Linked DNA regions of Homo sapiens: region 2 is linked to region 1. A link is a contact called in ENCODE Hi-C or POLR2A ChIA-PET data. All regions are on one chromosome and are shown on one strand. The core of a region is the stretch at or near the end of the contact, and the rest is flanking DNA. Distances in the headings are between cores, read along the strand shown. Region 1 has its middle 120 kb from the start of LINC02889. Region 2 has its middle 25 kb from the start of SNX13.

Evidence for each region. Hi-C counts contacts between places; a loop is a spot of excess contacts on that map. ChIA-PET counts read pairs that join two places held with the same protein, here RNA polymerase II (POLR2A).
Region 2: a map of PC-3 shows a loop between it and region 1 (4-fold over the local background). The contact joins two enhancer-like sites. A Hi-C loop is called at or near these places in 1 of 168 maps with a recorded cell type or tissue (PC-3). POLR2A ChIA-PET finds 5 or more read pairs at or near these places in 1 of 52 experiments (activated T-cell).

What each region holds. Positions count from the first base shown.
Region 1 is chr7:17,676,390-17,682,404 of GRCh38, reverse strand. No RefSeq gene overlaps it. Among named protein-coding and RNA genes, the nearest start is that of LINC02889, 120 kb to the right of the region's middle. Within about 2 kb of position 1,409, at least 8 of the 41 ENCODE cell types and tissues checked have a DNase peak (open chromatin) inside an H3K27ac peak, as active enhancers do; they include PC-3, where a contact is called at or near this core.
Region 2 is chr7:17,962,145-17,968,786 of GRCh38, reverse strand. It overlaps the pseudogene MRM3P2. Among named protein-coding and RNA genes, the nearest start is that of SNX13, 25 kb to the right of the region's middle. Within about 2 kb of position 3,051, at least 2 of the 41 ENCODE cell types and tissues checked have a DNase peak (open chromatin) inside an H3K27ac peak, as active enhancers do; they include PC-3, where a contact is called at or near this core.

The DNA.
Region 1 (6,015 bases), core at 160-2,659:
GATGTCCTAGTGTTTAGTTACACTACCCCAATACAGCAATCAGTGCTGGTTCACTTACCCAAGATTTATTTTTCTTTTCTTGCATGCTGGCAGTACCCGTTTTGTGCCAATGTCCACCTCTTCTCCACATGAGTCAGATCTGATTTGTCAAAGCCAATTATGATCCTTCCGTTCTCTCAACAGTGACTTGTGGAGGATTGGGCAGGTGACCCAGTTCTGGTCAATAAATTGTGAAGGCACATCTGTTGGTATGTTTCCGTGAAAGCTTTTTCTCATTTTTAAATAAGAGATGCACAAGGGGAAAATGACCCATTCTTTTGGACTTTGGTGTGTCCGGATGTGGTGCTTGGAGCTGAGACAGCTTTCTTGGCATGCAAAGGCATCTTAGGCAGTCCACTGCAGACAGCAAAGTTGAGAGAGTGGAGGGAACCTGGGCCCTGATAGGGTTGCTGAACCATTGAATTAACTGGAGCTGCTTGTATTGGAACTTTTGTTATAAGAGTTAATAAATCTCCTTCAGCCAAGAACTTATTAAATATTAAGTAATTATTATATCTGTTTCTTTCCCTTTATTTTGAAAATGAAAAGGGAATGGTATGATGACATCTCTAAATTTCTTCCAGCCCTAACGATTGGTAATTCTTTGCTTGAAGTGGTTCTGTGGAGTTTCAAGATGCGATGCTTTAGCAGACATGGAATCTGGAGGGGGTGTGCAAACATTGCCTGAGTTAGGGTCGTTTGTGTGAGGTCCAGGAGGTAGAAGCAAGGTAAGGCGGTGCAGTTGAAGCATGAATTCCTAGGGACAGCCGAAGTGCTATGTCCTAGAGCACAGCAAAATCAGAAATCCATAGGAATAGCCAGACATTGAAGATAGTAGCTAGGAATCAGATATAAAACAAATTAGAAAAATTGTGATGAGATTTGCTTGCCAGCAATCAGAGCTCATGGCATGTGTTTAGCCTAGGGCCCTCTCAAGGTACCAAGCATGGATGAAGGGCCAGCAATCTCCTTGGGGACATTACCAGCATCTGGAATCCTTTGGCTACCCAGGTTTACTGAATTTCCTCCCTGGTCATTCATCCCGTGAGCTTCTATGCTTGGCCTGCTGCGTTTCACTGTCTCTGTCAACCTCAGGCAGCTGCTTTTCTTTCCTTTCCAGTTGTCCCTTTACTGAATATTTTCCAAATCTACGTTTCAGTTCTTGGTCTCGAGTGCATAGTAGTGCAATTCTTCAATTTTTTGATGTCCCGAACCTTGGAAAACAGATTTAGGTCAGCCACAAAATACAATAAAATGATGTTTACATTGGTTTCTCACATTTTTTAATCAACATTGCCACCTAGTGGTAAAATAATCCTTAAAACTGTGCACAATTATTTTCATTTGGGTTTGGATATTTGATTCAATGTCAAGGATCTTCAAATGGTAAAATTTTGAGCAAGAAGAGACCACAATGATTATTCATTTAAATGTATTGTTTTACACCTAAAGAAATTGAGGCTTAGGGAAAGTCATATGGTAACCAGTGTCTTTTAGGCTCATTAATTATTGCGCTAATACGGTAGGGTCCTCATTCACAGACTATCACTATTTTCCCCCCAGAAATTCTTAATTATTTCCTCTTGAGGTTTTGGTTGATCACTCAGTTTTTCTCCCTTAAGTTTTAAGATGTTCTTACTCAATTTAGCTATTTCCTGGTGGTAAGTAAAAAACAAAACGAAACAAAAACAAACAACAAAAATCAGTTTCAAATGAAGCAAGGTTGTGTATTACATTCTCTCTTTTTGACACATTTGTTTTGTCTTTTTCTCCCAAGTCTTTCTCAAGATGTGTCAATCCATGAGCATGTCTTCCTTTCTTGTGTACATTTAAATACAGGAAAAATATTCTAATACATCCTGTGTTCCATCCAGTCCAGCAGTATTTACACAGTTTTGGGCAGGTCTAGGGTAGAACCAGAGATTCTGAATTCACACCAAGCTTCCCAAAGATGACAAAACTCCTGTTTTGGGCTCACACTTTAAATTGTAAGGCTTTATAGAACAATGACTACATCCTTGAGAACTCAAAATCTTTCTTCAGAATGGATGAGTAAACCGTGTGTTCTGTTTGGGCAAATGAGGAGCACAAGGGGAAATTCCTTTGCCTTAAGCAACGTCTCCGCTGAAGTGGCTAATTCCCTTTTTGGCTGCCATGGGGGTCATGTGCCCTGTGAAACTGCTGCTGCTTGCACTGCTTAACGAGACAAGGTCAGGGAATTTCCCTGCACTCTGTGATGACCATTGACCCTCTCCAGGGGTCCGTGATAACCGGGTCTGGAGAATGCCCTCCCAGGACATTCCAGGAGTGATCCTAGGCTAGGCAGTTGTATTAAAGTTCTAAATTTGGTTGCACATTGGGATCACCTGGAAAGCTTAAAAACATACTAATGTCTGGGTCCTGTCCCTGGATACCAGGGTTTTCAAAGCTCCCCAGGTAATTCCAATGAGTAGCAAGCCTGAGAACCACTGGAAACCTAAAGGCACGTAATGGGCCAAAGGACACCAGCTTGTCCCTCCCCTCCTCTCCTTTCTCCTTGTCACCAGTTTATTCTGAAACAAAGACTTCAGGATGCTGCTGGAAAGGGAATTCAGCTCCTAGCAGCTCTGGCTTTATTTACCCTCTCAGGCCCCTCCTCCCTCCTGCGCCCCAACTGGATGTGCATACTTTTTGAGGCAAGTCCAGTCCCTTCCCAAAGTTCCTAGGGTGGCCTTCATAATGCATTTTATTATGTCACACCCACCTGCTCTGCTAGGCCAGCCGAGGTCATGTGATAAGGCTGCTGCATCCCAAGGAAAGGGTTTCGGCTTTTACAAGGACAAGTGCTGGATCAGCCTGATCTCCTGGGAGTTATGAATCAGATGGTCTGAATGTCCTTGCGAGACTTGTGGAAAGAGAAATGTTATCCAGGTTTTTCCTTCAGAACTTTTCATAGGCGATCCTGGGAGCTCTGACCTAGAACTGAAATGACTTTTGATTTTGAAAATAATTAGAATTAATTTTGTAAGGCTGCTTCTCTCTCTCTCTCTACATATATATATGCTTCTAAATATATATATTTGTAAAATACAGTAATCTATGGGCTAGAAACTGTGATAAGAAGCTATAATAGAAATTTACAGTTAAAGAAATGATGGATAATGTGGGATTGTGGTTAAAGATCAGAAGAAAAATGCTTTGGTTCTCCAATCTTGACTTCTTGCATTAGGTATTTTGCTGGGGGAAGAGAGGGAGGGAGACAGAGAGAGAGAGAAAACTATATATATATATATGTGTTTAACAGGACATCTTTCTCTTGACTCTTCTGTGGTTTTGGCCCTGTTGTTAATCAAACCTTTTCCTTGAAACTGTTTTCTCGGCTTTCATGGTATCGCTACCTCCTGGGTTTTCTTTAACTGCCCCAGATGCTTTTCAGACTCTTATTCTTCTCCATTAAATGTAGAAGATCTCAGGAATTCATCCTTGGCTTCTCTTTTCCACTCCCCTGGGGAGGATATCACCCACAGCCCCCTCATCCCGGCTATCCTCATCACTGGGCTGATGCATGCGGCACTGATGGATGTAGCCCCGCTTTCCTTCCGAGCATCAGACCTGCATTTTCACTGCTTACTCAGCATCTCAGTAAGTCCTACCGTAGGTGCTGCAGAAACCTAAAATTCAACATGTCCTGCACTGAACTCATCGCTCACTCACACAATTAATATTTACTGAGCAGCTACTCTGTCCCAGGCATATACATCTCTGGAGATTCACTCTGGAGCAAATGAGAAATACACTGTTCCTACCTACATGGAACTTGTGTTCTGATGGGCGAGATGAGCAGAAAACAATACAGTATGTTGTCAGGAACAGATGAATGCATTGAAGAAAAATACCACTAATTAATCAAGGTAATGGAGGATGACGGTATTTGCATTTTAGGTGGGAGAGTCAAGGAAGCCCTCTCAGAGAGGTGGCCTGGAGCCCAGACTGTAGCAAGGTAAATAAGAGAGTCACGGGCTCTCTGCAGGGAGAGGTTCTAGGCAGAGGACTTTCTCCAGATTTGCTTCTCTGTCTACCTTCCACTTAGTTGCTCAGCCTAGGATGTTGGGTGTTTATGAATCCCTTCTTCACTCCCATGCCCCAAAGTCATAAGACTTATCATGTTTTTGACCTTAATCTCTCTTGAGGCTTTCCTCTTTTCTTTAGCTCCATTACCACTACTATACTTTAATCCATCCTTCAGTTGTTTTATTTTTCCCACCAGGATAACTGCCATGGACTCCAGAGAATCGTTCCCATACCCAGCCTTATCCTTTCAATTCTTCTGTTTTCCATAGTCATATGCCTGTTGCATTCATCTGATCCTCAACATTGCTCTTTGATAGCTCCCCCGAGCTTTCAAGATGAAGTGCAAACACCACTGCGCACACAGGGCTTTGATGATTTGGCCCTTACTTCTGTCTTGAACTTTATTTCTCTCTAAAGCAAGACTATTGCCTTGATCTCCTAGTTATGCTTAGCAATTTTTCAAATAAGCCGTATTTCTTTTTACTTCCAGAGTTTACACGCTGCTACTCTTCTTGAGAGAGACTTCCTCTGTTCTTCGCCTGAAAAACCCAGTCTCATCCTCTAAGATAGTTAAATGACCCTTGTTTCACTGCATCCTGTGTTACCTCTTTCAAAGGGCTTAACTATCCCAAGCATCTTGACATGTCTAGCTAATCCATTCCCAACTTATTTATCATGGAAGCCTCAGCATATGATTCATAATAGGTCCTTTACTGAATGTACAAAAAAATGTAAAATACAGACTTAGTATTCTTTATCTGAAATGCTTGGGAACAGAGTGTTTTGGATTTCAAAAGTTTTTGGATGTTGAAATATTTGCATGTACATAATGAGACGTCTTGGGGATGGAGTCCAAATCTAAACACAAAACTCATTTATGTTTCATAAACACTTTATATACATAGCCTGAGTGTAATTTTGTACAATATTTTAAATAATTTTGTGCAAAGTTTTGCCTGCATTTTGACTGAGACCCATCACATGAGGTTTGGTGTAAATTTTTCCACTTATGTTGTCATGTTGGTACTTAGAAAGTTTTGGATTTGTGAGCATTTTGGAGTTTTGGACTAGGGATGCTCAGCCTGTATACATTTTTATATTTTAATTTTCAATATTATTATAGAAATAAAAATGGCAATAGTTACAATACTTATTAAATGCTAAGTACTGTTTTGAATACTTTATATGTTTATCTCATATAAACCTCGTGACAGCTCCTTTGAAATAGTTGCATTGTCTCTATTTTACAGATGAAGAAAGTGAGGTAAAATAAATTTCCCAAGGTCATATATCAAACCCAGGCAGACTGGCTCACAGTTCGTGTTCATAACCTCGATGCCTTGTTCCCTTTTTATAGCATTAGAAACAATTTCATGTTCTGGTAAATTTTTTTTTTAAATGTGTAGAATGATGTGTGAATTATACAGAAAGCAACCTTATTTCTTTAGAGTTATCCTTTATGTTTAACTACAATAGTTACTTCCCAAGGAAAGAAAGATTTCTCTAGGCTGGGAGAAAGGGGTAGAGATGAGAAAATAATTTCCCACATCAGTGGAAAAATGGCCTCACAGCAATCTGTAGACGTGAGAAAATGTGTGGATAGATGATGTGTAACCAGAGGGCCTCTTCTACCCTCAAGATATCTTGGACCTGCATAGAATCTTGGAAGCACGCCACAGACCCATGTTGGTATTGGTGGACAGGGAACCTTAATGACTGAGTTAAATTTTCTACCTGCATGGCCCAATGGGAGCTTATAATAAAATTAAATTATTTTACGGAAAATGTACAGTTGCAAATGTTCTTACACACATAGTTGAGTTTATAGTGATTTTTATACCCTTCTTACATCCTTTAGAGAGCTGTTTTTCTCTAAATGTATCCACGCCTTCTATGAATTGGTCTTTTCAAAAAGGTTGTTGACTG
Region 2 (6,642 bases), core at 1,802-4,301, 280 kb before region 1:
TGCTTTTACCCAATGCTAGCCATGAACCTCAAAAGACATGAGAAAACATAGATTTAGGCTGATTAAAGAAGGGTTTAGGAAGTCATCTCACCTTTTGCAGTGAAAAAACACAACGGATCCAGGCAGCACTCTTATATAATAATAATTTTTTAAAAATGGTAGAAAGGATTTGGAACCAGGCTCCTGGAATTTGATTCCAGGCTTTACCACCTGTGTAACTTTGTGTGGTTATTGATCTCTTAATTTCCCTTTGTGTGAAATGGAAATTATATCTGCCTTTAGCCAATATTATGATTCTAATCCAAAGTTGTGACTCTTTTTTTCTTTTTCCTTCTTTTGTACTCCCAATTATGCCTCTTCCAACCTAATACTGTCTTTTTGTTGGCTGTTGTTTGAACTGATAAAGATCCTAAGCCCCAGGTACAATCCTTTCCTCCTCTAATCTCTCCTTACGGTTCATTCTGGTAAATTTTGACTCTTGCTAAAGACTGCTAAATGTCAGGCTAATTTTCCTGATAGAACTCGCTGGAATAAATGATCTAACCCTTAGAGAACAAAAGATATTTTCTACATGAAATAGGTGATAAGTGCGAAAACTGCATGTTAATGTAGGGCGACGAGATAAATTTTCATAGCCCTCATAAAACCATATCAATGAAACATCTGTTCAGTCTATATAATGGGAATATGTTCTGCCATCTATCAATCAGCGTATCAACTAGCATATGGACTATTTATATATGTATATATATATATATGATATAGGTTATAGAGTTTGGGAGGTATTAGATGATAATCATGCAAACTGAATGCTTAGCACGCTGCTGGGCACATAGTAAGTGGTCAATAAATATTAGCTATTGTTTGCATTGCTGTTCTATAAGTGAATCTATATTTAATTATTAAATGTCTGACTAATATTCCATGCAAATAAAAATAATTAGACATGCCCACTAGAGAAGCAGACACAATTCTGCTTTCATAATTGTATCTTTTCAGATTGATCTAATCGATTATACTGCTCACACACTGCTAGTTATAATTCACTTGAATTTTGATTGACATTAGCTTTTCTTTAATGCTGTAGTCTGAATGGGGGCCTCAGAAAAAAGTCTATGAAGGGAAACATTAAGCAATACTAATATTGTTTGTTCAGTATGTAGATCACAGATGATTTCCATACTTCAATACATTTGAGAACACTAAAAATACGCTACAGGAAGGTGCATATTATTGGTATTTAAAAAACAGAAAATATGGGGGATTATTTTAGTGTGTATTATTGCTCAATGTCATATACCAGCATGGGCAAAGAAGAAAGCCAGGGACTGGTCTGGTAAGTGAAATGAAACTATGGCAGGCTTTCTAGTTTTGTCTCAATTCTAGAGACAAATTAGGGACAATAGTAAGACAGTGACATTAATAATTATAATTCCTAATAAGGAAGTGGCATTAAATGTGGGCAGAAGTTTCAGAAACAGTGGTGCACAAAAAAGTCATATCCACAATTGTTCCTGAGAAAAATCAGAAATTTCCCACAATCTTGAGGGAAGCTAAATTGGGAAACAGACGGGTCAACTGAGTAATGTCAATAAAAGTGGTCAGGGAAAAGCTGAATTCAGATGAACTTTTCTATACAGTTTGCCTTCTAAGATAACGGCTTTTATTAATCTGGTCATATAAGCAGAAATTTTACCACGAGTATAGAAATACCTTAAAGGTACTGTTCTTCCCGTGAGCCCTAAAGGAAAATTGTGGATGTTTTAAAAAGACACAGAGAAACAGAGTTTCTCAGAGCCACACAAGTACTCAGGAATATCATGAGTACCGTGGAATATAATGAGTGGCCCTGGGCACATTGCTAAACTCTCTGTGCCTGCATTTCCTTGTCTGCAAGACAGAGATAATAATAAACCTATCTAGGTTTTTTACTATCTAGAGATAAAGTTGCCTAGATAATTTCCAAAGATTATACATGGAAAAACACATAGAACCATTCTAGAACATATTATTTTGCTCATTAGATGTTAGTTATCATGATCATCTGTATTTAAATTTAAAAGGGTAAAATGGGTCATCTGAGTACTTTTTCCCTGGAAGCCCCTTCCAGTGATGGTAACTTTTTTCTCTTTCTTGAGACAGGGTCTCACTTTGTCACCCGGGCTGGAGTGCAGTGGCAGGATCTCGGCTCACTGCAGCCTCGACCTCCTGGGCTCAAGTGATCCTCCCACCTCAGTCCCCCAAGTAACCTGAACTAAAGGCATGCGCCACCACACTCAGCTAATTTTTTTAATTTTTTGTTGAAATGGGGTTTTGCTTGTCCAGGTTGGTCTCGAACTCCTGAGCTTAAGCGATCTGCCCACCTTGACCTTCCAAAGTGCTAGCATAGCAGGCGTGAGCCCACGTCCGGCCCAGGGGTGGTAACTTTAAAAATTTTCCTATTCTTGTCATGGAATAATCATACCTTTACCATTTTTTTTTTATCCTGAGATCATTAAAGACGTATCAGTAGAAATTGCTCTAATACTAGTGGAAAGGAATCAATAATTATTTTCTTCTTTAGATTTATTCCAGTCTAAAGATTTAAACCTACATTTTCTTCTGTTAGCACAGCTCCTAAGGAAATTGTACTAGTACTTTATGTTTGAGAAGGCCTTGATATTTTCAAAGCAACTTTGAAGAGTAATTAAACAACATCTCTATGAAGCAGGTCAGTACTTTCATCTTTCAGAATAGGTAAACAGGACACAGAGAAGTAAAATAATAATTTGCTTTAGGTCATGAACTAGCTCATCATTTGAAATTACTTCCTGTCAATTAACTAGTCTGTGGTTCAATCTGACAGGCCAAGCTACAACAAATAAAATATCAAAATACTACTTTGTATATTGTTATATATTAGTGAGTCATCAGTGTATCCTGTCCTTCACAAATCAGAACTTTGCATCTCATGTTCTGGCTGCTTCTGTTGACCTTCCTTTCCCAGCCCCTTTATTTTTCTAGCTAATTTTAACTCATGCTTTATAATGTGACTCATGTGGAATCTCTAAGGAGACTTGCCTGGCCTTGCTGTCTCTTTTAGAGTCTCCTACTCATTGTTCACAAAGCATTCTGGGTCCCACCACATATCTCTATCATGGCACTAACTAGACTCTATTATGATAAGGGGCTTTCTGAGGAAAAGGAACATTTCTTTTTTGTCTTTATATTCTCTAGCATAATATCTAGCACATGATATTTGCTCAGCAAATATTTTTGAATGAAAAATGCATATATGGGATATGTATTAGTCAGGATAGGAGAGGATGTGCTATAATAACAAACACATACTAAGTTTATTCCTCACTTAATAGAAATGTCTAACATAGGTCAGAAGAAGGCTCTGCCTCCATAACTCAAAGATGCAATCTGACCAGACTCTACCACCTTATGGTGCTGCATTTTCTAAAGCAGATAGACTTCTAGATTGACACAAGGAAGGAGAAAAAATTGCTGGAGGAGTGCACACGGAAAGTGAAATTCACTGTGACAATAATTTCCATTCAAAAATCATTGGCCAGAGAACTACTCACTTGAGACCTGAAACAGATAATGTCTGTCATTGGCTTAAATCCCTGATTGGCATGTGTTCAATGGCCAGCACCTGTGACTCTTCTTCAATAGCTTCCATTTGGGTTACTGGAGCCCCTTTGCATCAAGAGCCAGAAATGCCTGGTGCATACTTTGAAGTGGCTGTTGATTTTTTTTTTTTTTTTGAGACAAGGTGTTACTGTGTCGCCCAGGCTGAGTGCAGTGGTGTGTTCACAGCTCACTGCAGCTTTGACTTCCCAGGCTCAAGTGATTTCAGCCTCCCAAGGAGCTGGGACTACAGGTGAGAACCATTATGCTTGGCTAATTTTTTGTAGAGATGGACTCTCACTATGTTGCCCAAGCTGGTCTCGAACTTTTGGGCTCAAGTGATTTGACTGCCTCAGCCTCCCAAAGTGCTGGGATTATAGGCGTGAGCCACCGTGCCTGTCTGTGGCTGTTGATTAGAGACTGTTTTGTACAGGAATATTAGCTCAGCTCCCTTGCTTCAGGTTGGGATAACTCTGAGAAATTGTTTTCCCTCCAAAATTCTCTTGTAGGATCTTCCTAAAGCCTACCATGTGTGGGACTTTTGCCTTGCTTGGCTTTATTTCATTCTCTGTCTTGCTTCTATCACTTCCTTACAGTCTTCCTTGAGAATATTTCCTTAATATATCACTTGCATATACATTCTTGTCTTACAGATTGGATCTGGGAAACTTGACCTAAGACAATATCACCTAACTAAAAGGTGGACAGGGAAGTTTTATGCAATACGTTTCCAGAAAGAAAGAACAGATATAAGTGAGCGCTATAATGTCTGCCACAGCATAATAAAAGGCAATTTGGTGATTAAAGAAAGCTAGCTAATTCTAGCAATAGGGACTGGACACAGGAAAGGAAAGGCAGGATAGTGTGGGAAAAGCATCACTGAGAAGAGTGACTTCACTGCAGGTAAAAAACTGAGGAAACCAAGCTAGTAGTCCAAAATGCAAAGTTGAAAGAAGCCCTGGTCTTGGTCCTAACAGGAGTCATTATTTGAGAAGAACCAATTGTGCAGTAATTATTAGAGATGACAGGTAATGCAAGGGGTCCATGTCATATCAGGGTATAAATATGTACAAGGAAGTGTAAGTACCAGAGGAAGTCAATTTGATGGCATTCTGGTTCTGAGTTATTATTTTAAAGCAGGTCCTTAGTTAACGACTAATAGTATGGGGAATTCCGGAATAGGATGTGGCCTTTGGTAGGAAAATGGTAGTAAATTCTATGCAGGGCCTCTGGGTATTGGAGAAACAGACTAGAGGCTCTAATTTTGGTGGAGTACTAATAGAGAAAAAAATCCCAGTTGAATGAAGTGGGCAACACTGTGAGGGTAGAGGTAGGCTGCACTTGATGAGCACAGTTTTGCCCAAATCTCACAGATGGTCTGGGTGCTGGTCCTGTAGCTGCAAGATTCATCCCAGATGCCTCTGGCTGATTTTTCTTGCTCTGGTGAAGTCAGCCTTCCACTGGATAAAAATCCCTTTGGCAATAAGAGCTGCAAAGTAAAATATTTTCTCTTAATGCTTCTAGATTTTGAGTCATAGTTAGAAAGGATTTCCCTACATTCCTGTTTTATTTTATTTATTTTTTTGATCACACAAATAAAACTTTTCAATGTAATCTGCTGGTTCTACACTTTATTTTATTTACCATTGACCAATGATCACATGTGAGTGACTTGGCCATGACCTATAACCAGTGCTCGATGATTGCAAAACACCCACCAGCTGGTGGAGCAAATTCCTCCCTGCCCGAGATGATGCTTTCAGGAGCTTTCTGGGCACGAAATGCTTCTCAGTGGACAATTTTTAAAAACACACATACAGAGCCATGTGGATCCCCTATTTGTATTGTCACCAAGGAAAAGAATAAGATATAACCTCAAAATCAGTGAAGAGATGGGGGTTCTCAGGAAGGATTTTGACCTGTTATTTCTGAGGAATAGCAGAAATTTATGGAAATTCTGATTTTTCCTATAACCATATGATGGTATCATGCTTACCTGTTGCCTCCTGAACATGGAGGCCACAGTCACCAACTGAGAGGCCACAGTTTCCGACTCTGCCAGCCTCCTAACGATGTGCCAGCATAGGGGGAGCTGGAGATGTCCTCAGCAGAACTCACTTTTCTGTCCCCTCTCCGTGGTAACTCCTGTCCCTGCTCAAGTGTTCCGCCCTCACCCGCAGTTGTCTTTTCCCTTCAAAAAACAGGATGCGTGCAGCCATGGCTGAGTTGAGGCTGTCCACTCCAGGTGCAACAGGGATCAGCAGCCTCTTGCCCGCAGGGCTCTCGGCAAACTACAGAGATTCCAGGATCATGCCGTAGGTCACGCCACCAACCATTACAGCTGCTGGTGCCTCTGTCCAGTCCAAGTCATAACTCTGAACCTCAATAACAGGCAGCAAACCTTTACTGGCTCCAGTTTCTAGACCTTGCTTTTCTTCATACTTGTGAAACTTCAGGAATCGCCAATCCTACACCCAGCCATGGTCACTGGCTTTATTAGACATCTGAGCCTGAGCATAAAGGCTTCAGTTGTCAGCCACACAGACCTGGGTGTCAGGGGGCAGGTAATTTGGCACTGTTTCGTTTTCAGATTATCGATAATGGGCACTTGGAAATGTGCACCCATACCCGCCTGTAGCACTTTGGGCTCCCAGGCATCCACACATCCTTTCAAAGTGAGTAACACTTTGCTGCAGCCTTCCCCAGCTGGAGATCTCAGAATTGTCCCCAGGTTCCCAGGGTCGCAGAGATTGTCACAAATCAATAATAAAGGCAGTGAGTGCTAAAGCTGAGTCTTTGGATATGTCATGTTAGCATGGTCAGGTTTGGCAAAAATCCCCATTATTCTCGTGGCATTACTAGGTTGGACCAATCCTTGATGTCCTCGAATTTCATCTTAATGAAGCTGACACCCTTCAGCTTATCGATGAGCAGCTTCTTTATGTATTATAGATGGCTAGAGAAGAAAACTTTCAGCACAGCTCCAGCCTTCAGATCGTCTGCAATGAGCCTGCGACCTTTCGG